Linked DNA regions of Homo sapiens: region 2 is linked to region 1. A link is an interaction called in ENCODE POLR2A ChIA-PET data of the cell type or tissue named here. Cell type or tissue: HepG2. All regions are shown on one strand. Each heading gives the region's core, and the rest is flanking DNA. Links, peaks and the distances in the headings are about the cores only. Region 1 has its middle 8.6 kb from the start of SPHK1. Region 2 overlaps LOC105371896 (a long non-coding RNA gene).

Evidence for each region. ChIA-PET counts read pairs that join two places held together with the same protein. Peaks named below come from ENCODE experiments on the same cell type or tissue, not always from the same donor. Only the 100,000 strongest peaks of a DNase experiment are listed, where the experiment ranks them.
Region 2: POLR2A ChIA-PET joins it to region 1 with 7 read pairs; 9 of 35 experiments call an interaction of 5 or more read pairs at or near these places.

Annotation. Positions count from the first base shown.
Region 1 is chr17:76,368,207-76,383,872 of GRCh38, reverse strand. It overlaps a transcript of SPHK1 not described here. Among named protein-coding and RNA genes, the nearest start is that of SPHK1, 8.6 kb to the left of the region's middle. RefSeq lists silencers at 177-316, 337-626 and enhancers at 14,719-15,219, 15,220-15,666. In HepG2, for the core only: no CTCF peak of the experiment used is centred there; DNase peaks (open chromatin) are centred at 7,382 and 8,122; H3K4me3 peaks cover 962 bases.
Region 2 is chr17:76,249,561-76,262,812 of GRCh38, reverse strand. LOC105371896 (a long non-coding RNA gene) reads left to right here. Exons shown (of 6, transcript XR_007065913.1): 1 at 1-210; 2 at 1,549-1,691; 3 at 1,808-2,359; 4 at 7,045-7,182; 5 at 8,721-8,901. Among named protein-coding and RNA genes, the nearest start is that of UBALD2, 9.2 kb to the left of the region's middle. RefSeq lists a silencer at 531-825 and an enhancer at 10,634-10,703. In HepG2, for the core only: no CTCF peak of the experiment used is centred there; DNase peaks (open chromatin) are centred at 3,302 and 4,072; H3K4me3 peaks cover 1,312 bases.

The sequences.
Region 1 (15,666 bases), core at 6,398-8,897:
CGTCGGGATTGGAAAGCCAAGCATGTGGTACGTGCCCCCCGCCCCCTCTGGCTCAGCGTGAAGAAGGGGCGCCGGAAACGCGCTCAGAAGTTGTCACTTCTTTGGAGGCCAGTAGGGACGCGTTTGTCAGTGTGTTTGTGATACACTTATCGCGGCAAGCCACAGAACGTGTCCGCGAGCACCTCGAGTTAGATCCCTGGGGGGTTACGGCGGAGACGGAGGAAGAAGTTGCCAAGGCCCATTGGTGACCTGCCCAGGTAGGGCCAGAGTTAGGAGAAACCAAGCCCCTGCGGGAGGCTGCGGGGCTCGCGCGCCCCCGCCGGCCCCACCCGCCCCCACACACCTCTCTCATCGCTTCTTAAAGTCGAGAAGAGGCAGGTCCAGGAGGAGCACGCAGCCAATTAGCCGGGCGGCGCCCTGAACTCCGGCACGCCTCCGCGGTGTCTTCTCTTCCGGAGGACCCAGGCAGCTCGGCCCCGTTTCCCAACACTTGGGGGGTCAGACGGGCGGGACCCGAGAGTCCCCGGGCGGGTCGGGGGGCACTGGCTGGGACGCGGGGTCCCTGGGGCCGCAGCTCCGCGCGCGTATCGGCGGGTGCGCCTTCGCCTTGCGCGGCCCCCGGGCAGTCCCCGCTGGGTCCAGAGCGTCCCGAGCGCGTTCCGGGAAGGTGACTCAGCGACGCGCTCAGGGGTCGAAAAACTCCGAGAAACAGGAACGAGGGGAGGGAGCAGGGGCGTCATCCCCGACTCCTGGCGTCGCGGCGCGTGTCGGAATGATGGGTCCTGCACCTCCGAGCCCCCCACCCCCTTGCTCCAGGAATCCGGCGCGGGCGGGGGAGAGAGCCCTGCAGCCGCAGTGCCGCGGTCATGCGCTGCGGGGACGCGAGCGGCGGCTGTGGGAGGAGGGGGCTCCGCGCGGGAGCCCAGGACCAGATCCGTCCGCCCCTCCCCTCTCCTCTGCCTTCTTCCCCTCCTCTTCCTCCAGCGAGGGACTTTGGTGCCTAGAAAACGCGAATCGGAGGCTGTGCTCCCCGAGATCTCAGCCTTCGAGGGTACTGGCTGCGGAGATTAGCTGGGGCAGCCTTCCCCGTCTGCTCCCCGCCCCGGAGAGCATTTCCACCAAATCTGAAAAGCTCTGTCATTAGCCATAGAGTCTGAAGAGGGGAAACTGAGGCACAGGGAAGCACTGTGAGTTCGTGGTGATAAAGCCCACCTGGTTCAGGGTCCCCCCTTTTTTTTTCCTCCTGGGGCCCCAGAAAGGTCGGATCCTGCGCCTCCAGGCCCACTACCACCAGCCTTGAGTCCGCGGAGCGGGCGGGGGCGGGGTTGACTGCAAACTGAGTTGGCAAGGGGAGGCGGGGCACGGGCTCTTTATCCAACGCCTCCGGGCCCCAGCTCCCCTCCTGGCTCTGGAAGGCCCCGCGGGAGGGAGGCGAAGGGCAAAGCCCTCTGGCCCCGGTTCCAGGCCGCACAATGGGTCCTCTGTCCTCCCTGGCGCCTAACCCCCTGCCCCCCTCACCTCCAAGGCCTTTGCCCCCCTCATTCTTGTCATTCACTTCCCCCAACCCAGGCTGCCTTTCTCCAGACCCCTTTCCCCTTCTCCCTTTCTAAAGAATTTGATCCTATCTCCAGAAACTCCCCCAGCTGCATCCCTGCTCAGAGAGGCAGGATTGGCCAAGAGCAAGATGGTTCCCCTTCCCACGGTTGCGGGTCGGGGGGCGGGCACTTGGATCTCTCAAGCTGCCAGCTTGGCCCGTTTCCCACTGTACTTTACTTCCTTTTTTAAAAAAGAAAAAAGGACAAGGCGGGAAGGAGTTGGGGGGGCCTGAAACCCTGAGAGGTGAAGAGGCTTGCACAAGCCTCCAACCAGTTCCCCACAAAGCAGAGAAGCAAACCTGTGAACCCAGACCCCACGCTGAGAAGCCAAGTCCAGCCAGAGCTCCCCTCTGGGCCTCTCTGTATCCCAGGCTATTTCTCCCTGAAGGGCAGGTATCTGGGGATCTGGTGCCTGGTGGATTGCTTGCCGCAGAGCTGTGGCGTCTCCCTGAGGAGGAGGAAGCAGCAGGCCGGGCGCAGTGGCTCACTCCTGTAATCCTAGCACTTTGGGAGGCCGACGTGGGTGGATCACCTGAGATCGGGGGTTGGAGACCAGCCTGACCAACGTGGAGAAACCCGTCTCAAACCCCGTCTCTACACCGGGTGTGGTGGCGCATACCTGTAGTCCCAGCTACTTGGGAGGCTGAGGCAGGAGAATTGCTTGCACCCAGGAGGCAGAGGTTGTGGTGAGCTGAGATCGTCCCATTGCACTCCAGCCTGGGTGACAGGGCGAAACTCCATCTCAAAAAAAAAAAGAAAGAGGAAGCAGCTCCAAGCCCTCCCCAGGCTTCATCCTGAGTCTGGAAACAGCTGAGCAGCCGCTGTGCTCAGCAAGGCCCACCGTGGGCCTGGGAACAGGCCTGGGCCGGCAGAGAGGTCTGATTTGATCACCAACCCAGAGCTTGGCTTGCAGGTAATCTGCTTCACAGGTGGGAGACTTTTTCTAACTTCCCCAGCCTCCCCTTCCTTGTGGGCAGCCTCCCCAGGGAGACACACCTGAGAACCCCCTTTTTTCTTTTCCCGAGAAAGAAAGCAGGCATTCACCTGGCCTGGTCCCAGCTCTCCAGAAACTTGGAGTCAAGGCTGCCAGATGGCAAATTACTTGCTTTTATGAGGAGAGGATTCCTGCCATCTCACCCTTCCCTGAAGCTACCTTCCCTAGGAGATTTCAGCTCCCTAATTGCATAGCCTCAAGGTCTTCCTTGACCTCAACTTCTTTCCCTTTTTTTTTTTTTGAGACAGAGTCTCGCTCTGTTGCCCAGGCTGAGGCTGGAGTGCAGTGGCGCGATCTTGGCTCACTGCAACCTCTGCCTCCCGGTTTCAAGCAATACTCTTGCCTCAGCCTCCCGAATAGCTGTGATTACAAGTGTGAGCCACTGCACCTAGCTAATTTTTGTATTTTTAGTAGAGTTTGTGTTTCACATGTTGGCCAAGCTGGTCTCAAACTCCTGACCTCAAGTGATCCGCCTGCCTCGGCCTCCCAAAGTGCTGGGGTTATAGGCATGAGCCACCACTCCGGTTTTTCCCTTTTTATGGTACTTTACTGCCTAGGGGGTTGCAAGGACCGGGGAAGGGGGAGGTTCTATCTCACAAGCTCTTTGAGCTTAGGGGCCGGGCACGGTGGCTCACATCTGTAATCCCAGCACTTTGGGAGGCCAAGGCGGGTGATCATGAGGTCAGGAGATTTGAGACCATCCTGGCCAACATGGTGAAACCCCCGTCTCTACTGAAAATACAAAAATTAGCTGGGTGTTGTGGTGCATGCCTGTAATCCTAGCTACTTGGGAGGCTGAGGCAGGAGAATCGCTTGGACCCGGGAGGCGAAGGTTGCAGTGAGCTGAGATGGTGCCACTGCACTCCTGCCTGGGGACAGAGCAAGACTATGTCTCAAAAAAAAAAAAAAAAGCTTAGGGCTGGTTGGGCGCAGTGGCTCACGCCCGTAATCCCAGCACTTTGGGAGGCTGAGGCGGGTGGATCACGAGGTCAGGAATTTGAGACCAGCCTGGCCAAGATGATGAAACCCCATCTCTACTAAAAATACAAAAATTCGTCGGACGCGGTGGCAGGTGCCTGTAGTCCCAGCTGCTCAGGAGGCTGAGACAGGAGAACTGCTTGAACCCAAGAGCGAGCCGAGATTGCACCACTGTACTCCAGCCTGGGCAACAGAGCAAGACTCCGTCTCAAAAAAAGAAAAAGAAAAAAAAAAGCTTAGCGCTGCCCCCACATGGCTTTCCATTCTCAGTTTCCTAGATGTCATTTCCAGGTCGACCATACCAGGCATTGGGGTGGAGGGGATGCCACGCGCCACACGTGGCCACATGTGGAGATCCAGAGGACCAGACTGGTCATGCGAGATTCTTGGCTGCTTGCAGGGAGTGTGTGCTTTGCCCGAGTTTCTGATTCTCCCCAGTGGTTTGACTATGATGAGTGTATGGTGGGGTGACCCTAGCTCTATCCCTTGGGTGGTCTCCTTGTCCTTGTCGTCCTTGCTGAGGCTGGGGACCCAGGTCTCTTCTGGGCCTCTGGGCTCTGCCTGTCACATGCCCTCACCTCCAGGCTGCTGACTGTGGCTGCAATTCAGGGTGATTCTCTTCAGAGCCCTCTCAAGGTGGCGAGCTGCAGCCCTACCCACTCCATTTGTCTCAGCTGCCTGCCCAGCATCTATAGGCATTTGTATTAGTGTCCTGGTGGCGTAGACAACAGAAATTGACTGTCTCACAGTTTTGGAGGTTGGGAAGTCTACGATCACGGTGTTGGCAGGGTTGGTTCCTTCTGAGGCTGTGACTCTGTCCCAGGCCTGTGTCCTGGTGGTTTGCCGACAGCCTTTGGTCATCCGTGTCTTGCTGCTGCGTCGTCCCCGTCTCTGCCTTCACCTTCAGAGGGCCCTCTCCCTGGGAAAGAGTTGGAACTTTTTCCGTAGGGCCCGTGGGCCTGTTCTTTTTCTGCTACAGATGACTCGGAGGGAAAACCAGTGAGTTATTAGGGCCCTAGTGTGAATCAGTGTTTCATGTTTTATTTATTTTTTTTTTTGAAACAGGGTCTTACATCGTCACCCAAGCTGGAGTGCAGTGGCACAGTCACAGCTCACTGCAGCCTCGACCTCCTGGGCTCAAGTGATCCTCCCACCTCCATCCCCTTTAGTAGCTGAGACTACAGGTGCATGCCACCAAGCCCAGCCAATTTTGTTTTTTTATTTTTTGTAGAGATGTGGTCTCCCTATGTTGCCCAGGCTGGTCTCAAACACCTGGGCTCAAGTAATCATCCCGTCTCAGCTGCCCAAAGCCCTGGGATTACAGGCATGAGCCACTGCACCTGGCCAGTGTTTCAAGTTTTGAATGAAAAGATGTAACAATACCAGGGGTCTTGATAGAAGATAGTGTAGTCTCCTAAGGGTACAGGAGGAAAGGGGTTTTTGGCTGCCAGGCCTCCATCCTCCCAGCCTTGCCAAGGTGTGATCTACTGGGAGGAGTTGTTTATGCCTATGCTGGCAGCCAGACTTCCTGTGCTCCTGCTCCCTTGACTTTCAGATGTTATCTTACACCTTGGCGTATGGCATCCTCAGCTTCCTGAGCAGATGGGTTTCTTCCCCAGTCTTTGGAAGAGCAAAGCTGAGTGTCGTGTTGGATGGGGTATTAGGTTCCTATTGCTACACACAATTAAAACAACACAAATTTTTTATCTTGCAGAAGATCAGAAGTATTAGAATGGTTGCTAATACCATTACTTTTAATGCCAAAAAACGCAATTTCCCCAGGCCAGAAGCGGTGGCTCATGCCTGTAATCCCAGCACTTTGAGAGGTCCAGGCGGGTGGATCACCTGAGGTCAGGAGTTCGAGATCAGCCTGGCCAACGTAGTGAAACCTCCTCTCTACTAAAAACTACAAAAATTCGCTGGGTGTGGTGGTGCACACCTGCAGTCCCAGCTATTCGGGAGGGTGAGGCAGGAAAATCGCTTGAACCTGGGAGGCGGAGGTTGCAGTGAGCCTGAGATCGTGCCACTGCACTCCAGCCTGGGCAGCAGAGTGAGACTCTGTCTCAAAAAACAAACAGGCCGGGTGCGGTGGCTCACTCCTGTAATCCCAGCACTTTGGGAGGCTGAGGCGGGTGGATCACCCGACGTCAGGAGCTTGAGACCAGCCTGGCCAACATAGTGAAACCCCGTCTCTACTAAAAATAAAAAATTAGCTAGGCGTGGTGGCGTGTGCCTGTAGTCCCAGCTACTCGGGAAGCTGAGGCAGGAGAATCTCTTGAACCCAGGAGGCAGAGGTTGCAGTGAGCCAAGATTGCGCCACTGCACTCCAGCCTGGGAGGTTGCAGTGAGCTGAGATCGCGCCACCGCACTCCAGCCTGGGCGACAGTGAGACTCCGTCTCAAAAAAAAAAAAAAAAAAACAGTTCCTCGTGCACCAACCTAATATAAGATGAATTGCAGGGCTGTGTTCCCTTGCCTTTTCTGGCTTCTAGAAGCCACCTGCATCCCTTGGCTCAGGGCCCCTTCCTTTACCTCGAGAGCCGGCAGCATAGCATCTTCCAGTCTATCTCTGTGTGACCTCTGCTCCCATTGACACAACTCTTCTGACTCTGACCTTCCTGCCTCCCTCATATAAGGACCCTGTGATGACATTCACCCCACCCAGAGAACCCAGGACAATCTCCCCTTCTCAAAATCCGTAATCATATCTGCAAAATCCCTCTTGCCATATAGGGTAACACGCACTCACAAGTTCCAGTGATTATGACGTGGACATCTTTGAGGGGTTTTGCCAACCACAGATGATTAGGCAAACTTAGTCTGGGAACAGTGGCTTTTGGGCTCCAGAACCTTCATTTCTGACTCCTACTCCCTCCCCAGCTCTACCCAAATGAACACAAACCAGGAACCAGCCTTCCACCAAAGAAGCATTTGTGGAGTGAGGCTGGGGTGGAGACATGTTTCTGTAGACTTTGTGGTGGTTGGTTTATCCAGCAGAAGCCCCTACAAAGAAAATTGGTTTCCATTTTTGAAAATTACCCTAAAGGGAGAAATTGGCAACTTTGCTAAACATAGTAATTACAGGATCGCAAAACCCCAACTTTGCACCTGAGGAAGGGGTGGAAGCAGACCGGCCCATCCATCTGCAGCCTGGCAGAATTCCCCACACTGCTTTGCAGGAAGGGCTTGCTGCTGGCACAGGTCCCCTGGGCACAAAATGGAGGTGGGAAATGTGTGGCCCTCCCAGGTCCTGTCCTGTGCCAGGCTGGACCAGGCCAGCCACACTGAGAACCACAGCTAGCAGGAAGAGCCGTTCAATGGGAACAGTCCACAGGCCCCTGCTGACATTAGCTCCCATGTGGGCCCAAAGTGGGTTCTGGTCTGGTCAATATCCAGTCCCACATCCTGGATACTCGTGAGGAGAGAGGCGGGTCCCCTTCTGCCGAGGCTACAGCCAGCACCCCCATTCCACCCCACTCCGCTTTTGTGTTTACCTGCATGGGTGCCCTGGTTCAGAGACCTCAAGGGAAGAGAAGCCCAACAGCTGTGTGTCAAACCACCTCAGGCAGTTCCCAAAAGGAAAGCTGGGAACCAGGAAGCAGGAGCCGGCACCTCTGCACAGGGAGCAGGAAGGCAGAGCTGCATTGATCTCCTAGCAGCCAAGCTGGAGCATCAGGCTGAGGGGATGGGTGTGTGCACAGTTTTCCAGGGGCTTTTTGTTTTGCAATGTTTTCCACTTTCACATTTCTCAAAAGCTAAAATGTGACCTTGGGTGGGTCCCAAAGCAAACAGACAGTGGGCTGAACGTGGCCCTGGGCCAGGCAGGGGATTTGCACTAATGGCCTGGGCTGTTTCCACCCACCTGAGGGTGGAACCTCATCTGTGCTACAGGACAGTGAAGTCCTTTGTCACCCTGGTCACAAACAAGCACAAGCTGCCTTTGGAGACACCCCGTTGAGGCACCCAGCTGGCCACTCAGGGGTTCACTCCTTTCCTCTATTTTTTTTTTTTTTTTTTTTTTGAGATGGAGTCTTGCTCTGTCACCCAGGCTGGAGTGCAGTGGCGCAATCTTGGCTCACTGCAACCTCCGTCTCCTGGGTTCAAGCGATTCTCCTGCCTCAGCCTCCTGAGTAGCTGGGATTACAGGCATGCACCACCATGCCCGGCTAATTTTTATATTTTTAGTAGAGACGGTGTTTCTCCATGTTGTTCAGGCCAGTCTCGAACTCCTGACCTTGTGATCTGCCCGCCTCGGCCTCCCAAAGTGCTGGGATTACAGGCGTGAGCCACTGCGCCCCACCCCACCCCTTTCCTCTTTTACCTAAACATGCAGTCGCTCAGACTTCCTCGATTGATGCCAATTAGTGGGGGGACTTGGGGGCAAAGGAGGGTGTGGACGTCCTATTTTGACAAGCTGGAAAAAGACATGGAGCCCGGAGCAGGGATTGCCCTCCCCTGTGTTCATTATCCACATGCCAAAAAATAGAAATTCCCCTCCCCTGGAGGCTTGTCTTCTGAAGGTCAAACCCTTCAATTCTTTCCAGACACAACCCTGGTAATTTAAGTAATGATTAGACAGGATGGGCTGGACAGCTGGGGCTGGGGAGGGGTGCTTAGGACAAGGGACGCCTAATTCCAGGCTGGTGCCCATGAGCTTTTGTGCAGCTACAGGAGTGACGCTAGGCTGATCCGACAGGAGAGCTGTTTCAGACAGCAGAGTTCCTTGTTCTCTTTGCTCATTGCCCTAAAGTCCTGATCACGGCAACGTGACTGGCATCTTGAGAATGAGTTAAGATGTCATTTTTCCTTCAAGGCACCATTTGATGATCCTAGCAGTGCCTGAAACTCACCATTTTGAAACTGAATGGGTAACCAAGTGATTACCTTTATAAGGGCTGGAGAGTTTGATTTTTTAATTTTATTTTGTTAACATATTTTTTTGAGACAGAGCCTCACTCTGTCACCCAGGCTGGAGTGCAGTGGTGCGATTTTGGCTCACTGCAACCTCCACCTCCTGGATTCAAGAGATTCTCCTGCCTCAGCCTCCCAAGTAGCTGAGATTACAGGCGGCTGCCACCACTCCCAGCTAATTTTTGTATTTTTAGTAGATACAGGGTTTCTCCATGTTGGTCAGGCTAGTCTTGAACTCCTGACCTCAGGGGACCTGCAAGTTTGATATTTTAATGTCTCTGATACCTCAACGCATGCAGGCTAATACTGAAATTATTTTAAAAAACAAAATTGAGGGGCTGGGCGCAGTGGCTCACGCCTGTAATCCTAACACTTTGGGAGGCCGTGGCGGGCAGATCACCTGAGTTTGGGAGTTCGAGACCAGGCTGACCAACATGGAGAAACCCCGTCTCTACTAAATATAAAAAAAAATTAACCGGGCGTGGTGGCGCATGCCTGTAATCCCAGCTACTCCGGAGGCTGAGGCAGGAAAAGTGCTTGAACCCGGGAGGCGGAAGTTGTGGTGAGCCGAGATGGCGCCATTGCACTCCAGCCTGGGCAACAAGAGCAAAACTCCATCTCAAAAAAAAAAAAAAAAAAAAAAAAAAAAAAATTGAGAGGGCCCAGAGAGTGCTCCTTTCAGATCAGTGAGGAGCATACAAGTGGCTGGAGGACATACCTTTTCTTTTCTCTTTTCGCATCTTCCCTAGAACTATAATCAGCAAGGTTCTGCACACAAAAATCCTCAAGAAATGCCCGCAGGCAGACCTCTCCCATTGGAATCGCTGGCAGATGCAGCACGGCACCCCAGGGAGGGAGCCGGGTGCATTGCAGCAATGGAGGGCCAGGAAAGGCACCGTCCAACACTCCACCTCCTCCTGGCTGGGCACAGCAGGCTGATGGGTCCCTTGAGGTACAGATGGTCCCAATGCAGAGTTAAAAAGACACATCAGTCTTCGTGACTCTGCATGGCCTAGAAAAATCTATAGCATCAGGACGTGCGGCATTTGCAAACAAGCACAAACCATTTAAGACTGGGTTCAGTGGCACACGCCTATAATCCCAGCATCTTGGGAGGCTGAGGCGGGCGGATCACCTGAGATCAGGAGTTTGAGACCAGCCTGACCAACATGGTGAAACCCCGTCTCTACTAAAAATACAAAATTAGCTGGGCGTGGTGTCACATGCCTGTAATCCCAGCTACTCAGGAGGCTGAGGCAGGAGAATTGCTTGAACCCGGGAAGCGGAGGTTGCAGTGAGCTGAGGTTGCGCCACTGCACTCCAGCCTGGGCAACAAGAGCGAAACTCCGCCTAAAAAAAAAAAGACCGAGTTCCGATTCCAATTGCCGTGTGACAAGTATCTGCCATTACTTGACTCTCAGATTGAGAATTTTGAGCTTCTAAAGAAAGAAAACACTCAATAACTGCAAAAGATGATAAACTCAGGGTTGGCTCTGCCTCCTTTCAGCTCTTGGCAGGCGTGTCATTCCTGAGGGAAGAGGCATGTGCAGTCCCACTAGCAGATCTGTCACCTCAATTTGCAGCCTTTAGTGGTATAGGAGCATGCCGCCTGGGAAAGGCTGAGCGGGAGCCAGGAGCCACAGCAAAGCCCAGGACGCTGAAGAGCGTGCTTGTCTCGGAGGCCTGAGTCTTTTTTTTTTTTTTTTTTTGAGACAGGGTCTTGCTCTGTCACCCCAGGCTGGAGTGCAGTGGCGCCATCTCAGCTCACTGCAACCTCCGCCTCAAATCTTTTTTTTTTTTTCTTCCGGATGGGGTCTCACTCTGTCACCCAGGCTGGAGTGCAGTAGCGCTATCCCAGCTCACTGCAACTTCCACCTCCTGGGCCCAAGCAATCCTTCCACCTCAGCTTCCTGAGTAGCTGGGACTACAGTCACGCACCACAACCCCCAGCTACTTTTTTTTTTATTTTGTATTTTTTCTAGAGACTGGGTCTCACTCTGTTACCCAGACTAGTCTCAAACTCCTGGACTCAAGCAATCTGCACACCTCGGCCTCCCAAAGTGCTGGGATTACAGGCATGAGTCACACCTGATCAATTTAGTTTTTAAAAGCATGCTTGGAGCCGGGCGCGGTGGCTCGCGACTGTAATCCCAGCACTTTGGGAGGCCAAGGCGGGCAGATGACGAGCTCAGGAGTTCGAGACCAGCCTGGCCAACATGGTGAAACCCCATCTGTACTAAAAATACAAAAATTAGCTGGGCATAGTGGTGCGCGCCTGTAGTCCCAGCCTCTTGGGAGGCTGAGGCAGGAGAATTGCTTGAACCTGGAAGGTGGAGTTTGTGGTGAGCCGAGATCGTGCCACTGCACTCCAGCCTGGGCAGCAGAGCGAGACTCCGTCTCAGAAAAAAAAAAAAAAGAAGCATGGTTGGGTGGCTGTCTGGGTGACGGCTGCTGCAGGAGGGCAGTGTGGCAGGGGTTTCTCATCTGCAAGGACCCTGAGCAGAACAGCAGGAACCTAATTCTAGTTCTAAACCAACAGCCTGCGTGTCACGTATGCTCAAGGAAGGCTGGCATGTCACCCATGAAAATGGTCTTCACAGATGTGGAAAACTAAGCCAGATTTACCAACCGGTGCTTGAGAAAAATGTCTTTTAGAATGAGAGACTCAGATTCCTTAAAAAATTAAGCATAGGGTTACTATATGACCTAGTAATTCCACTTCTAGTTCTGGTCTGTACCTAAGAGAGATAAAAACATGTCCACACAAAAACTCATCCAGGAATGTTCATAGAAGCATTATTCACAATAGTCAAGAGGTGGAAACAACCCAAATGTTGATGGATGACTGGATAAAGAAAATGTGGCCTAGTCACACAATGGAATATTATTTGTCCATAGAAGGGAATGAGGTCCTGACACATGCTACAGCGTGAATGAACTTCGAAAACATGACGCAGAGTGAGAGTCCAGATGCAAAAGGTCACCTATTGTATGAGTCAATTTCTACGAAATGTCCAGAATAAGCAAATTTGTAGACAGAAGGCAGGTTGGTGGTTGCCAGAGACTCTGGGGAGAGGGAGAATGAGGTAGAACTGCTTACTGGGCATGGGATTTCCTTTTGGGGTGATGAAGATGTTTTGGAACTACATAGACGTAGTGGTTTCACAACGTTGTGAGTGTACTTAATGCCACTGATTATGCACTTTAAGATGTTATGTGAATTTCACCACAGATTATTTATTTTTCTTTTTATTATTATTATTTAAAATGTCCGCTATTTAAAAAGGAATCTTGGCTCGCTGCAACCTCCGTCTCTCTGGTTCAAGTGATTTTCCTGCCTCAGCCTCCCCAGTAGCTGGGACTACAGGCGCGTGCCACCACGCTCGGATGTGGTAAGTACTAAGAGGACTCCTGAGTTTGGCCTCGGGCTATCCCTTAAGAAAAGCTGCTTTCTGGAGAGAAGGCAACAGATGCACACAAGGGTGCCTGCCTAGGGAATGGCTGAGGGCCGCATCTACTTCTGGGGTCATTTAGCACTGAGGTTTCCAACTAGGGAGCACGTAGGAATCACCTGCAGAGCCTGTGCCCCACTGCCAATGACTATGACTTCACTCACTGCTCTGGAATTTTTCATTTTCTTTCTTTCTTTTTTTTTTTTTTTTTTTTTTTTGAGACAGGGTCTCTGTCACCCAGGTGGGAGTGCAGAGGCACAAACACAGCTCACTACAGCCTCAACCTCCTGGGCTCAAGCAATCCTCCCACCTCAGCTTCCCGAGTAGCTAGGACCACAGGGGCATGCCACTGTGCCCAATTTTTTTTTTTTTTTTTTTTTTTTGGTAGAGACAGAGTCTCACTATGTGGCCCAGGCTGGCCACTCTTGAGCTCAAGTGATCCTCCCACTACAGCTTCCCAAAGTACTGGGATTATAGGCATGAGCCACTGTACCCAGCCTGGTCTGGAATTTTCCAGAGTTCCCCAGTGATTCTAAGGTACAGACAAGTTTGGGAACTACTGACTTAGTATAAAGGAAGGCTGTTTTCCAAGTAGATGAACAAACTAAATAAGGATTCAGGGAGATTTGTGTAATTGCCACAGAAAACTTCTTGAAAGGCATTAGGCCGTGCACGGTGGCTCACACCTGTAATCCCAACACTTTGGGAGGCTGAGGCGGGCGGATCACTTGCGATCGGGAGTTCGAGACCAGCCTGGCCAACATGGCGAAACCTCATCTCTACTGAAAATACAAAACTTAGACGAGCATGGTGGTGGGCGCCTGTAATCCCTGCTATTTGGGAGGCTGATGCAGGAGAATTGCCTGAATCCAGGAGGCGGAGGCTGCAGTCAGCTGAGGTCGCACCGCTGCACTCCAGCCTGGGTGACAAGAGCAAAACTCTGTCTCAAAAAAAGAAAAAAAAAAGAAAGGCATTAGGAACTATAGTGATCCCAGTGACTATTTCACATCTGGAAATGAATCAGGCATACTGCAGAAATGACACATACTATTATAATCTCTCCCCACATCCTCCCAGACACCGGCGTGGGAATGTGGGAACAGTGACAGCACTGGCTGCCACCCAGGCTCTACGAGAAGCGGGGTCAGGCCTGGCTTTGCCGTTCCTACAGTGGCTCCCGCTAGGTGGTGTCAAAGCAGGCGCTCTTGTGAATTAAAAAAAAAAAAAAGCTAAATTAAATCCTATTTCCCTGTTGAACAGTAATACAATTTTGAAAATGCATTTTTCTTAAGAGCTAATTGGTATTTAATTACTGAGGGAGTCTATTTTCCCTAGTGTGTAAAATGAAGATAAACTTACCTTCCTACCATGAGGACTTTGAGACCGCACCCTGGTGGCCAGCTAGGATGTTAGCCTAGAATTTTCCTGCTGCCTCCACCTCTCGCCGCACTGTTATTTCCCAATATGGGTTAGGTTTCTAAGAACCTGACCGTGTTTCCATGGTGGTAGTTTTGGAATAGCAGCTTGAAATGTGTGAAGGAATGGGAAAGGAATGATGAGAAGAGGAGAATGAAGGAGGAAGCCATGGGTCAGTGGGGAAGGGGAAGGAGGTGCTGGGAAGCTCTCAGGTCAAGGCTACCTGGCTTAGGAGTTGGCTCTATGCACAGTCTGGAACTTGGGCTCATAACGGTGTCCGACTCGTGTCTTTCCACCAGCCCTGATATCCCATTTGTGTGAACCCTTCCTGGATAATCACTAGAAAGACAATTTTTCATCCAAGAAAACAGCATATGTTTCTGAAAGCACTTGACTCCCTGGGGAAGTGTTCACATTATCTGCTTCTGAGTAGTGAACCATCCTAAAGTGCAGTGGCCTGAAGCAGTAATTTACTAACCCCCACTGTGGGCTGCCGGCTGATGGGTCTCAGCTGGGTGGTCCTCACTTGGAGTCTCCGGTGGTTGCAGCGTCAGCGGGGCTAAACATCTGAGACAGCTCCTTACCATGGCGATGATAACAGGCGCTGGCTGTCAGCTGTCAGCTCAGCTGGGGCTGCTGGCCAGAGTGTGGCCCCTTGTGTGACATGGCGGCAGGGCTCCAGGAGGGAATGTCCCAGGAGTAGTCAGTCCAGGAGACCCAGGCCGAAGCTGCAAGGCTTTTCATGCCTGAGCCTCAGACATCCCAGAATGTCCCTTCTACCACTTTTTGGTCAAGCAAGTCACTGAGACCAACCCAGATTCCAGGGACAGGAGTTAGAATCCCCACCGCCTTTTGAAGAGCAGTTCATGCTGTGTCGCCCAGGCTAGAGTGCAGTGGCGCAGTCTTAGTTCACCGTAACCTCTAACTCCTGGGGCTAAAGCAATCTTCCTGCCTCACTTCCCAAGCAGTTGGGACTACAGGCATGCAGCACCACCACCGGCTCACTTCCCTCTCAATACAAGCGGCTAACGTTTATCCAGCTCTTGTTTTGTGCCGGCCCCGGGCTAAGCGATGCACATATGTAGCCAGTTTCATGAAGGACACATGTCCTGTTAAAGTGAACATTAACAAAAGGTTTAATTTTCTCTGATAAACACCACCAGCTCTGTTTGTTCGAAATCTCCATTTCCACTGAGCATAAGATTCCCCACGAGGGCACTCAGTATGATTCCACATTTTTCTAGCCATGTTTTGCTATTAAGACAGCCTAGTGCCGGGCGCAGTGGCTCACGCCTGTAATTCCAGCACTTTGGGAAGCCAAGGTGGGCAGATCACTTGAGGTCAGGAGTTCGAGACCAGCCTGGCCAACATGGTGAAACCCCATCACTACTCAAAATACAAAAATTAGCACAGGGTGTGGAGGTGCATACCTGTAATCCCAGCTACTCAGGAGGCTGAAGCATGAGAATCGCTTGAACCAGAGAGATGGAGGTTGCAGTGAGCCAAGATCGCACCACTGCACTCTAGCCTGAGCGACAGAGTGAGACTGTCTCAAAAAAAAAAAAAAAAATGAAAAAAAAAGTCAATCCTGCCTCAAAAGACCCTCATCCCTTCCCAGCACAGGCGCCAACACTGGGGTGAAGACACGGCACGTCTCTTCCCCCACCGCCCCATCCCTGTGCTGATTCTGTGAGGCTGCGGCAGGAAGGAGAGAAATTGAAAGCAGATGTGATTCCCGCAGGGCCTGATGGGTGGTGGCGCTGCTTTCCCCTTGCTGGGGGCTTTGTTGCAGAGACCAGGCTTTCTCAAGCTCAGCACTGTTGATGTTTGGGGCTGGCTCATTCTCTGCGGCAGGGGCCTGTCAGTGCACTGTTCCTCAGCGTCCCTGGCTTCTGCTCACCAGATGCCAGTAGCAGCCCCCAAGTTGTGACAACCAAAAATGTCTCCGGACCTTGCCAAATGCCCCTGCGGGACACACTTGCCACTGACTGAGAACCAGGGCTCTACTGATTTGGTGTGGCCAAGGGACAGCTGCTCAGGCCTGCTGATGAGAGGCGGTCTCCTAAGCGGCTCCCCTGGGTGACACGTTCTGCTGACTCCAGGAGGTGGCCTCATGCCATATTGCTCTGAGAGGGTACCCCCACTCCCAGTCCCGTAATCCGCAGGACTGGGATTCCCATACTCTGGACTCGACCATACTCTAGACTTGACTCTGGGCCCTTAGGTTCAGCATCCATCTTCTGAAGGGGACCAGGTGCGGTGGCTCACGCCTGTAATCCCAGCACTTTGGGAGGCCGAGATGGGCAGATCATTTGAGGTCA
Region 2 (13,252 bases), core at 2,928-5,427, 120 kb after region 1:
TCACTCAGGAAGAAGGAAGGAGAGCAACAGAGCCCGTGATTTGTGGTCCTGAGACATGGAAGTGCTTAATCCATATTTTGGCTTCTGAGAATCCGGTTGGAGATGAGTAGCTGGGAAACTTAGGACTGTCCCACTCCTGGGAGAATGAATGAGGTCATGTTTGTAGAGGGCTTTGAGCTGATGGGAGGAAAGCAACTTCCTAAATGCAAGGTATTATTAACTGAAGGTACTATTATTTTAATCTGAGAGGACAATGTATGGTAGGTAAAATAGAGCAACTTTGGGAGGCCGAGGCGGGTGGATCACGAGGTCAGGAGATCGAGACCATCCTGGCTAACATGGTGAAACCCTGTCTCTGCTAAAAATACAAAAAATTAGCCAGGCATGGTGGCAGGCGCCTGCAGTCCCAGCTACTCGGGATGCTGAGGCAGGAGGATGGCATGAACCTGGGAGGCAGAGCTTGCAGTGAGCCGATTTTGTGCCACTGCACTCCAGCCTGGGTGACACAGCGAGACTCCATCTCAAAAAAAAAAAAAGGCTTGAATCACAAATAAAACATGGTATCCTCAGAAAGAAAATCCTTGTTACATCAATGGTCTGGGCTCCAGGACAAGCGGTGAGGCAGCAACCAAGAAGAGAAACAATCTTAGCAGTATTTCCTCCGTTCCCGGATGACAAGGTTGTTGTGAATGCAAGTCATTGAATGAGTCCTGAAACAGGCACACAATAGCCGGACCATAACAAGCAGCTGCCAGTTACCAAGCACTTCCTGTGAGCCAGGCAGCTCTCTAAGACTTGAATGTCTATTAACTCATTTCAATCCTCCCCCAAATCCAGAATCTCATTTCACAGATGGGGCTGCTGAGGGACAGTGGAGGGGAAGAGTGTCCAGCGGTGGAGCGAGGCAGTGGTTAGCTCACCCATGCTACCTCCCTTCCCGCTGCAGCTGTCACTTCCGTGGGACTCTCAAAGGGCCCCTTCCCCAAAAGATCTATAGAGGGCACTAAGAGTTCCACTGGAGATGCTTGAAATGAGTGAACCCTCCCCGCCTCTGTGGGGATGGGGAGAAAAGGACACCAGCTCTCTTGGGTAATGGGTTTGGGGGAAGGGTAGAGAACTGGCATTCCCAACCTCCATCTCTGCAGTGCGTTAAATTCTTGTTCTGGCCGGGCGCAGTGGCTGACACCCGTAATCCTAGCACTTTGGGAAGTCGAGGCGGGCGGATCACTTGAGGTCGGGAGTTCAAGACCAGCCTGGCCTATATGGTGAAACCACCGTCTCTACTAAAAAAAAAAAAAAATACAAAAATTAGCCAGGCGTGGTGGTGCGTGCCTGTAGTCTGTAATCCCAGCTACTCGGGAGGCTGAGGCACGAGAATTGCTTGAACCCCGTAGGTGGAGGTTGCAGTGGGCCGATATCGTGCCACTGCGCTCCAGCCTGGGCGACAGAGTGAGACTCTGTCTCAAAAATAATGACAATAAAAAATAAAAATAAATTTTTGTTCCTTTCTTCCTCCTTTCCACCTCTTATTTCCCTAAATCCAAACAGATCCAACAAAGCTGAAAGATGGAATCTGAGGGCTCTCAGAACTCCCAATAGGCCCAAGGCTCAGAGAGGAAACAAAATCCACTCAAGGTCATGAACACTCGCTTTTCCCTGCTGACTGATGGTAGCACTGGGATTCGATTCAGGTTTGGTTGATCCAAAAGCTCATTTCCTTCCTCCCTCCCTTCCTTTCCTTTCCTTTCTTCCTTTCTTTTTTCCATCCTCTAATTTTTATTTCTTGCTTCCCTATTGTTTCTTCAAGATGCCAGGACAAAAGGACAAGGTGGCCAAGAGAAGTAGAAAGGTGTTGAGAGGAGAAGGAGAATGGGAAAGGGCCAATAAGAAGACAATGAAAACAAGCAGCGCCAAGGCAGCTGGGCCAGGCTGGACTCACACACTCCCTGAAGGCTCGGGTCCAGGAGGCACTGGTGGTGCGATGGTTTTCTTCTCCTTTTGAGGATTTCCAACGCTATTGCTAGCCTTTGTTTGTTTAACATAACCTATTTTTTGCTGCTATTTTTCCTTGCAAATTTATGCTTTGTTTTTCTTTTTTTGGAGACAACTTCTCGCTCTATCACCCAGGCTGGAGTGCAGTGGTACGACTTCGGCTACTACAACCTCTGCCTCCTGGGTTCAAGCGATTCTCGTGCCTCAGCCTCCCTAGTAGCTGGAACTACAGGCATGCGCTGCCACACCCGGCTAATTTTTGTATTTTCAGTAGAGACAAGGTTTTGCCATGTTTTCCAGGCTGGTCTCGAACTACCTGCCTCAAGCGATCTGACCGCCTCGGCTTCTGAAAGTGCTGGGATTACAGGTATGAGCCACCATGCCCAGCCAGTTTGTTTGTTTTTTTTGAGACACGGTCTTGCTCTGTTGCACAGGCTAGAGTGTAGTAGCTCACTGCAGCAACCCTCAACTCCCCTGGGCTCAAGCAATCCTCCAGCCCAGCCCCCTAAGAAGCTAGGACTACAAGCACACAACACTACAACTGGCTGATTTTTATTTTTATTTTTTTTGCCCAGGCTGGTCTTGAACTCCTGGCCTCAAGCGATCCTCTCACCTTGACCTTACAAAGTGCTGGGTTTACAGGCATGAGCCACTGCGCCTAGCCATTTTTTGTGTGTGTGTGTCTATTCTTTTGCCTCAAAGAGGAAGGAAACTGAGCAGAAGGGCTGCTTCTACTCCAGGCATATCCCAGTCTTCCTGGGTGATGAGAAGAGCTCTGTCTATTGGGAACACACTAAGAGCCCAGCTCTGTGCTATATTTGGATTTTACATCGTTTAATAATTTTTTTTCTTTTTTGAGACAAGGTCTTGCTATGTTGCCCACACTGGTCTTAAACTCCTGGGCTCAAGTAGTCCACCTGCCTCGGCCTCCTCAAGTGGTAGGATTACAGGTGTGAGCCACTATGCCTGGCCTGGGTTACATCATTTAATACTCACAACTACCCAATTAGGTGGGACTCTGCATATCCCCAGTTAATAAAAGGGAAAATGAAGGAGGTCAGGGTCGCTAAGTGATTTGCCCAACATCACTCGCTAGCTCAGGGAGCTGAGATTTGAGCCCAGATACTTGGTGTTTGCTTCCAGAGCTGGCTCTCTTAATGATCACATTCGACTTTGTAAGCCCTGTCCGCCCCCTGGAGTCCCCCTTAGCTCTCCCTCAATGATACTGAAAAGATACAAAAGCTTATCTGTGCTGTTGGAAGCAGCAGGATGGTGAAAGCCAATTCCCCAGTGATGAATTCATTGCTGGCTTATGCCAGATTACATTTTTCACCAATTGTCACATGTCCCACAAGGGACAAAGGCCGCACCACTCCCAGCACAGTTAATGGCATTTCCTAAAAGCAGCACTCTGACTGGTGAGTACTTTCTGTCCTGTACCTGCCAACCCAGTGATAAGGTGGCCCTGCCTCTGCTTGCTAGGTGTGTCTAATGGTAGGTGAGTCCCTGGCAATCTTTCTTTTTTTTTTTTTTTTTTCTTTTTTTGAGACACTTGCTCTGTCACCCAGGCTGGAATGCAGTGGTGCGATCTCGGCTCACTGCAAGCTCTGCCTCCTGGATTCAAGCGATTCTCCTGCCTCAGCCTCCTCAGTAGCTGGGATTACAGGCGCCCACCACCACGCCTGGCTAATTTTTGTATTTTTAGTAGAGACAGGGTTTCACCATGTTGGCCAGGCTGGTCTCTAACTCCTGACCTTAGGTGATTTGCCCACCTTGGCCTTCCAACGTGCTGGGATTACAGGCATGAGCCACCATGCCCAGCGCTGGCAATCTTTTCAAAGAGACACTTGGCTGGACACAGGAGGTTGCCTCTCTGCTAAGGAAAAGACAAGAAGTAAAAGCTTTCTAAGGAGGGTCCTCCTTCTCAGGGGTCCTTAGTTATCTGCTCAGACTCAGGACTCCCAGCCACTTTCTCTGGGGAGGACAGAAATGGATGGGCCTGGAGCTAGGCCACTATAGCTTCATGTCCAAAACACAAGAGGCCTATTGTTGTGGCAGGCACTGACTTCAGATACAAGGCAGCTTTCCCACCTGGCCCGCCCTTTTTTTTTTTTTTAAGAGTGTCTCAATGTCATTCCAGCTGCAGTGCAGTGGTGCAATGCAGCTCACTGCAGCCTCGACCTCCCGGGTTAAGTGATCCTTCTGCCCTAGCTTCCTGGGCAGCTGGGACTACGAACATGTACCAGTGCCCCAAGAGGCCCCCAGCTGCCCAGGCCAGGTCTCAGCCCCATCTCCGTGGGTGCGCCCTGCAGGATGGTGGGTGGGAAGCAGATGTAGAGGTAGCAGTTTTAAGTATGTAAATATTGATCTACTGTAATTGAAAATAAATAATTTCTAAAATTGATAAATCAAGAAATGGCAGTATAATCATTTTATTCAGGCCGAGGTGGACAGATCACTTGAGCCCAGGAGTTCAATACCAGCTTGGACAACATAGTGGGACCCTGTCTGTACTACAAAATAAAAAATTTTAATTTGTGGCCGAGTGCCGTAGCTCATGCCTATAATCCCAGCACTTTGGGAGGCTGAGGTGGGCAGATCACCTATTGAGAGGTGACAGCGTGCTGGCAGTCCTCACAGCCCTCGCACGCTCTCCGCGCCTCCTCTGCCTGGGCTCCCACTTTGGCGGCACTTGAGGAGTCCTTCAGCCCACCGCTGCACTGTGGGAGCCCCTTTCTGGGCTGGCCAAGGCCGGAGCCGGCTCCCTCAGCTTGCAGGGAGGCGTGGAGGGAGAGGCGCGAGCGGGAACCGGGGCTGCGCGCGGCGCTTGCAGGCCAGCTGGAGTTCTGGGTGGGCGTGGGCTTGGCGGGCTCCGCACCAATGGCAGGGCTCATTGCCCTGCCGGCCCGGGGCAATGAGGGGCTTAGCACCCGGGCCAGCGGCTGCGGAGGGTGTACTGGGTCCCCCAGCAGTGCCAGCCCACCGGCTCTGCGCTCAATTTCTCGCCGGGCCTTAGCTGCCTTCCCGCGGGGCAGGGCTCGCGACCTGCAGCCCGCCATGCCTGAGCCTCCCACCCCCTCCGTGGGCTCCTGTGCAGCCCCAGCCTCCCCGATGAGCGCCGCCCCCTGCTCCACAGCCCCCAGTCCCATCGACCACCCAAGGGCTGAGGAGTGCGGGCACACGGCGCGGGACTGGCAGGCAGCTCCACCTGCAGCCCCAGTGCGGGATCCACTGGGTGAAGCTAGCTGGGCTCCTGAGTCTGGTGGGGACGTGGAGAACCTTTATGTCCAGCTCAGGGATTGTAAATACACCAATCAGCATCCTGTCTAGCTCAGGGTTTGTGAATGCACCAATCGACACTCTGTATCTAGCTACTCTGGTGGGGCCTTGGAGAACCTTTATGTCTAGCTCAGGGATTCTAAATACACCAATCGGCACTCTGTATCTAGCTCAAGGTTTGTAAACACACCAATCAGCACCCTGTGTCTAGCTCAGGGTTTGTGAATGCACCAATCGACACTCTGTATCTAGCTACTCTGGTGGGGCCTTGGAGAACCTTTATGTCTAGCTCAGGGATTCTAAATACACCAATCGGCACTCTGTATCTAGCTCAAGGTTTGTAAACACACCAATCAGCACCCTGTGTCTAGCTCAGGGTTTGTGAATGCACCAATCGGCACTCTGTATCTAGCTACTCTGGTGGGGCCTTAGAGAACCTTTGTGTAGACGCTCTGTATCTAGCTAATCTGGTGGGGACGTGGAGAACCTTTGTGTGTAGCTCAGGGATTGTAAACGCACCAATCAGTGCCCTGTCAAAACAGACCACTGGGCTCTACCAATCAACAGGATGTGGGTGGGGCCAGATAAGAGAATAAAAGCAGGCTGCCGGAGCTAGCAGTGGCAACCTGGTCTGATCCTCTTCTACACTGTGGAAGCTTTGTTCTTTGCAATAAATCTTGCTAGTGCTATGCACCACCTTAAGGGCTGTAACACTCACAGCAAAGTTCTGCAGTTTCACTCCTGAGCCAGCGAGACCACGAACCCACCAGAAGGGAGAAACTCTGAACACATCTGAACGTCAGAAGGAACAAACTCCAGACGCGCCACGTTAAGAGCTGTAACGTTGGCGGCTTCATTCTTTTAAGTCAGTGAGACCAAGAACCCACCAATTCCGGACACACTATGGTTAGGAGTTTGAGACCAGCGTGGCTAACATGGTGAAACCCTGTATCTACTTAAAATTAGCCAGGCGTGGGGGCGGGCACCTGTAATCTCAGATACTTGGGAGGCTGAGGCACGAGAATTGCTTGAGCCTGCGAGACGGAGATTGCAGTGAGCCGAGATAGCGCCATTGCACTCTAGCCTGGACTACAGAGCATGACTCAGTCTCAAAAAAAAAAAAAAAATTTCTATAGCTGTGTTCCAATAAAAAAAATTTTTTTTGAGACAGGGTCTCAATCACCCAGGCTGGAGTCCAGTGGCTCCTTCTTACCTCACTGCAGCCTGGACCTCCCAGGCTCAAGCCATCCTCCTGCCTCAGCTTCCTGAGTACCTGGGACCACAGGGGAGCACCAGCATGCCTGGCTAATTTTCAGCAAAACTTTATTTACAAAAACTGGCAGCAGCTTCACGGCTACAGTTTGTCAACTCACAGCTGGGAGAGAGGAGGGAAGATTCCCCATATGGGTCATGATATTACTGCCCCAAGGGGAGATTTTCTTGAGTCACTGCAGCCGCCTTTGTATGGGTGAGAAGGAAAACTGTCTGTTACCTCGGTATGGCTGAGCCTTACCTGATGAATCTGAGGCATCTCTGGGCCAACCTGACAGCATGTGCCGCTTTTCATGGATGAAGGATGTATGCCCCCCACCCCGTCTCCTTCACTGCCCAGAGCACGTTCATTCCAGCCATTGCCTGTCCAAACTTAGCACCCCCACAGGCTCCCAACAGATGCCCTGAATGTGTGTGGCTATGAACTTGCTTTGGTTTGCACTGTTCTCTCTTCCAAAAATTCCCTTTCTTCCCCTTCCTGTTTATCCAAATCCTTCCCAGGTTCAATTTTCCCTGCTCTAAGGAGCCTTCTTGGATTATCTCCTTATGACCTGTGGTTGCTCGTTTGGGTCAGAGTCGCTGTCTGAGGTCACAGAAAACGGAAAAAGGGCCAGCCCTTGCTTGGAGGAATCTACCTTGGTAAGAGAACTCCACTGAGCTCACCCACCAGAAGTTAGGGAGAGGGACTGGGTCACATATGCAGTGGAATCAATGTGCCAACCCACAATGCATTGCTCAGGGATACACATGTATAGGATTAAATGACAATGAAAAGCAAGGGACCGATTAATGCAAATTGGAGGATACTGAGTCTCTGGTGAAGAAAGGAGGATATGCATCTGGGAGAGGTCATTCAAGAGTCTTCAAAGGTCTTGGACTTCTTAAATTCTGTGTCGGGGACACAGGTGATTGTTTATTATTCTTTAAATTGTGTATATTCCAGCTTAGCCAACATGGCAAAACCCCGTCTCTACTAAAAATACAAAAATTAGGTGTGGTGGCATGCGCCTGTAATTCCAGCTACTCGGGAGGCTGAGGCATGAGAATTGCTTGAACCTGAGAGGCACGAGGCTGCAGTGAGCCGAGATCTCCACAGCACTCCAACTTGGGTGACAGAGCGAGATCCTGTTTTGTTTTGTTTTTTTCTGAGACGGAGTTTAGCTGTTGTTGCCCATGCTGGAGTGCAATGGTGCAATCTCGGCTCACTACAATCTCCACCTCCCGGGTTCACGTGATTCTCCTGCCTCTGCCTCCCAAGTAGCTGGGATTACAGGCATTAGCCACTGTGCCCAACTAATTTTTGTATTTTTAGTAGGGACAGTGTTTCACCATGTTGATCAGGCTGGTCTCGAACTCCAGACCTCAGGTGGTCCACCTGCCTCAGCCTGCCAAAGTGCTGAGATTACAGGTGTGAGCCACCGTACCTGGCCTCTGTCTTTTTTTTTTTAATTGTGCATGTAAATTATAAACACACTTTGGGTGTATGATTGTTTTTTCTCAAAAAATAAAATGCAGAGCTGGGCACGGTGGCTCACACCCATAGTCCCAGCACTGTGGGAGGCTGAGGCGAGTGGGCGGGTGGATCGCTTGAGCCCAGGAGTTCAAGACCAGCCTGGGCAAAAAAGCAAGAACCCATTTCTACGAAATATAAAAAATTAGCTGAATGTAGTTCACGCTTCTCAAGAGGACCTCAGATATTCTTCCACAGTGTAGAGAAAAATACTCTGTCCGTGGTCAAGGCCTGCCAGCTATTGTGTGTGCCTGCTAGTATGCTGACAGTCAGTCCTACTATGTGTGTGTGTTAATGCACTAATGTCTACCTACTGTGCATTAGGTCAGTCTCCCTACTGTGTGCCTGCTAGTGCACCGTCATTACACCTATTGCATGTAATGCCTTGTGATGGCACATTCCAAAGAGGGAAGGGTCTGACAACCACTGTGAGGCTGCCAGGGAACCCACAAATTCCCCCAAGTCCTGATCCTCCTCTGAAGACGTCGACGTCTCCTAGCTCACCGTTTCCCAGCCACTGGTGAAATCCTCAATACAGCCCCCTTCACAGCCCATGCAGTTTCTCCACTGCTCCCCTTGTATGTGACCCTGGGGCGAACCTCTCCTCCTTTGGAACCTTGATCTCCCAGTTTATCTCCCAAATTAATAATTTTTTTTATTTGAGTAGCTGCAATATACAAGCCATAAGCCATAACGATGTCCTCTCTGGCACTTTGCACCATATGGAACATGCCAGCAGACAATGAGAGGACTGAAGAGCTGAGCATCGGCAATGAAACGCTTAGCCTGGGAGCACAGCACACGCTGCATAACGACCTTTCTGTCAATGATGGGTTGCGTCTGTGAAGGTGGGCCCACTCAATTAGAATGCTGTATTTCTACTGTATCTTTTCTATGTTTATTTATTTATTTTTTATTTTTTTTGAGACGGAGTCTTATTCTGTCCCTCAGGCTAGAGTGCAATGGCCTGATCTCGGCTCACTGCAACCTCCGCCTCCCGGGTTCAAGCGATTCTCCTGCCTCAGCCTCTTGAGTAGCTGGGATTACAGGCACCTGCCACCATGCCTGGCTAATTTTTGTATTTTTAGTAGAGATAGGGTTTCACCATGTTAGCCAGGCTGGTCTCAAATTCCTGACCTCAAGTCATCTGCCCGCCTTGGCCTCCCAAAGTGCTTTTCTATGTTTAGATGGACAAATACTTCACCACTGTGCTACAATTCCCTACAGTATTTAGTATAGTAACATGCTGGATAGGTTTGTAGCCTGGGAGCAATGGCTATGCCACATGGCCTAGGTGTGTGGTAGGCTAGCCCATTTAGGTGTGTGTGAGTACACTCTAGAATGTTCACACGACGACAGAATCGCCTAATGACGCATTTCTCGGAGCGTATACGGGTCTTTAAGCAACACATGACTGCAGTACACCTTTGTTCATGGTTCACTGTCCCGAAGAATCATGTGGCCTCTTCTAACTTGACGCGGGCAGCAAAAGAGAGCCTCTGCATACCCGAAAGTAGAGGACGGGGGTCAGGTGAATGTCAGCTCCTCATTGCCTCCACAGGCAGCCAGGCTGTGAGTCAAAGAGGATGAACCTATTTTCACTTGGTTATCTTTAAATCCCAGAGTCCGGCTGGGCGCGGTGGCTCACGCCTGTAATCTCAGCACTTTGGGAGGCCGAGGTGGGCGGATCATTTGAGGTCAGGAGTTTGAGGTCAGTCTGACCAATATGGTGAAACCCCGTCTCTGTTAAAAATACAAAATCAGCCGGGCATGGTGGTGCATGCCTGTAGTCCCAGCTACTTGGGAGACTGAGGCAGGAGAATCGCTTTAACTTGGGAGGCAGAGATTGCAGTGAGCTGAGATCAGCCCATTGCACTTCCAGCCTGGGCAACAAGAGCGAGACTGTGTCTCAAGGAAAAAAAATTCCCAGAGTCACAGAGGAAATTTAAATGGACTAGGACTCAGCAGAAGGGAAAGAAATGTTAAAAGAAGCCAGAGTTTCTGATGAGATCATGCTTGAGGCTTTAGAAATTGTCAGGAACTCAGGAAGCCCGGGTATAGTGAAAAAAAAAAAAAAGTGAAAGAGAGAGAAAATCAAAAACAGAGAGCAAGAAACAAGTGCTGGGAAGAGAGGAGTTTGTTTACCATAAAGCCCCTGATTTGTTTGCCAGGATAGGTCCCCTTCTCCTTCAGAAACACAGCACCTCCAGAGTGAATGATGAATGAATGCCATTTCTGACCCCAACAGCCCAAGCCACACAAATCATTCTTTGGGCCAGGCATGAGGTGCTGTTAATAAAACACAGAGCCAGTGTTCTGCCTAAAGAGGAAGGAAGTATTTACTGAACACTAGAGCACTGGGTTGTACACAACCGAATTGGGAAACCACTAGAATATGCCTCATCACGAACAACATCCGTGCCACACGCTCCCGTGCCCAACACGCCCTGGGGCCTGGGAACAGTCAGAGAAAATCTTGTGTCCTGCCTTTGGGAGCTTCCAGATCAGAGCTGACCCACTGACCACACTGTGTACAGAGTCCAGTCATCAGAAGGGATTGAGCAAGGAAACAGGGTGTCCATCCAGCCCTGAAGGCAGGCAGCTGCCTACGCACTTCATGGCAGTGTTTGCAGGAGGACAGGTTACTCATCTGCTGGAGCTCTTAGAGGGAAGCTTAAGGCCAAAGAGGACTTCCATAGACAAGAGCTTCCCCGGGCCTGTTGAGGAAATAGTCCCGATACAGGAAGGAGATTGATAATACAGAGGGAAGTGAGGAGGAAAAGGAAGAAAGATTAAACCTAGAGAGAGGCACAGTGAAGGTGGAGGTGGTGGTGTGACAATGATGGAGACGTCCCCATGCATTGCCCTTTGTCACTGGCACCACCCTGGGAGAATCACTCCGCTAGCTTGGTGGGCAGTAGGGCTGGCACCCAGGCAGGCTTTCCCCACAGAGGCTGGTGAGATGATGATCCATGGGTAAAATGTAGGACTTTGAACCTGGAAGAACCTGGGGCCAGTTCCTGCTCCCTGTGCCTACTTGAGTTCCAGTTTCCTCATCTGGGAAGTGGGAACAATAATACTTATCTCTTAGGGTTGTTTTGAAGATTAAATGAGGCTCAGGTGGGAGGATCGCTTGAGCCCAGGAGGTTGAGACTGCAGTGAACTGTGATCACACCACTGCACTCCAGCTCGGGTGACAACGCATTCCAAAGTGCTTGGACAGAGTCATTGCTCAAAAATGACTATTCTTGGCTGGGCTCGGTGGTTCACGCCTATAATCCCAGCACTTTGGGAGGCCAAGGCAGGTGGATCACCTGAGGTCAGGAGTTCAAGACCAGCCTTACCAGCATGGTGAAACCCTATCTCTACTAAAAATACAAAAATTAGCTGGGCATGGTGGCATTCACCTGTAATCCCAGCTATTCGGGAGGCTGAGGCAGGAGAATCACTTGAACCTGGGAGGCAGAGGTTGCAGTGAGTCAAGATTGCGCCATTGCACATCAGCCTGGGCTACAGAGGGAGACTCCGTCTCAAAACAACAACAACAACAACAACTAAATAGTCATTCATTTAGTGAGCACTTTCTATATGGGAAGCAATGTACCCAGCCCTTCTGGGGGATTAGAAGAAACCTAAGACCAGGGGTATGCTGGTAAACTGGCTCTGGAGAATGGGAGGAAGCTGTGATTTGCAGCATTTGATGGTTTCTGTGTTGTAAATACTCCCATTACGCTACCAACAATTTAACAACTGGCTGGCAAAATTCCTGAACTATGAGCCCTGGAGAGCTGGCCCCAACTCAGTGAACTTGAACATTCTTTCTAGTTAGCAAATGGCACTTAAGTGAGAAGTTAACAATGGCAGAAGGCCGTGCACGGTGGCTCACGCCTATAATTCCAGCACTTTGGGAGGCTGAGGCGGGAGGATCACCTGAGCCCAGGAGTTCGAGACCAACCTGGGCAACATAGTGAGACCCTATCTCTTAAAAAAAATAGCCGGGTGTGGTGGCGCACTTTAGTCCCAGCTCCTCAGGAGGCTGAGGTGGGAGGATCGCCTGAGCACAGGAGGTCGAGGCTGCTGTGGGCCACGTTCATGCCACTGTATTCCAGCCTGGTGACCGTATCTCAAAACAAAAAGCAAACCCCCCAAAACAATGGCAGACAAACTCTGACCCACAAATACACACATCCGCAAATACACACACCACACACGTCCACAGATGGCTAATCCAGACAGCAGGGGCAAGAGGGCCGATTAGGGGCCTTGCTTTCTTCTAGTGCAGTGACTTGTTGGCAGTACTTTGTTAAGAAGGAGCAGGGCTGGGCTATCTTTTTCTCTGGCCCTTTAGCAGCCACCACACGTGATAAGGGAGACATGTTTCTGGCATTTTGAGTTTCAATGAACACAGAAAAGTGATGTCTCAGGAAATCGAAACCCCTGGGCTCTGCCTTCACCTGGTATGGGAAGTGCGTGGACCTCGGTTTCATCTTGGGCAGACTCTCAAATACATATCCTGACTTGGAAATCCAGAAACTCTGACTTTAAAATTATTATTATTATTATTATTTGAGACGGAGTCTCTCACTGTCACCCAGGCTGGAGTGCAGTGGCTCAATCTCGGCTCACTGCAAGCTCTGCCTCCTGGGTTCACACCATTCTCCTGCCTCAGCCTCCCAAGTAGCTGGGACTACAGGTGCCCGCCACCACACCTGGCTAATTTTTTTTTGTATTTTTAGTAGAGATGGGGTTTCACCATGTTGGCCAGGATGGTCTCGATCTCCTGACCTCGTGATCTGCTTGCCTCGGCCTCCCAAAGTGCTGGGATTACAGGCGTGAGCCACCACGCCTAGCCTTAAAAATTATTTTTTTGGAAGCTAATCTCTTTGTTAAAGAAGGGATTTTTTTTGCTTTGTTTTTGCTTTTGAGATGGAGTCTCGCTCTGTCACCCAGGCTGGAGTGCAGTGGTGCGATCTCGGGTCACTGCAACCTCTGCCTCCCGGGTTCATGCAATTCTCCTGCCTCAGCCTCTCAAGTAGCTGGGATTACAGGCACCCACCACCACATGCAGCTAATTTTTGTATTTTTAGTAGAGAAGCGGTTTCACCATGTTGGCCAGGCTGGTCTTGAACTCCTGGCCTCAAGTGATCCGCCTGCCTCTGCCTCCCAAAGTGCTGGGATTACAGGCATGAGCCATCATGC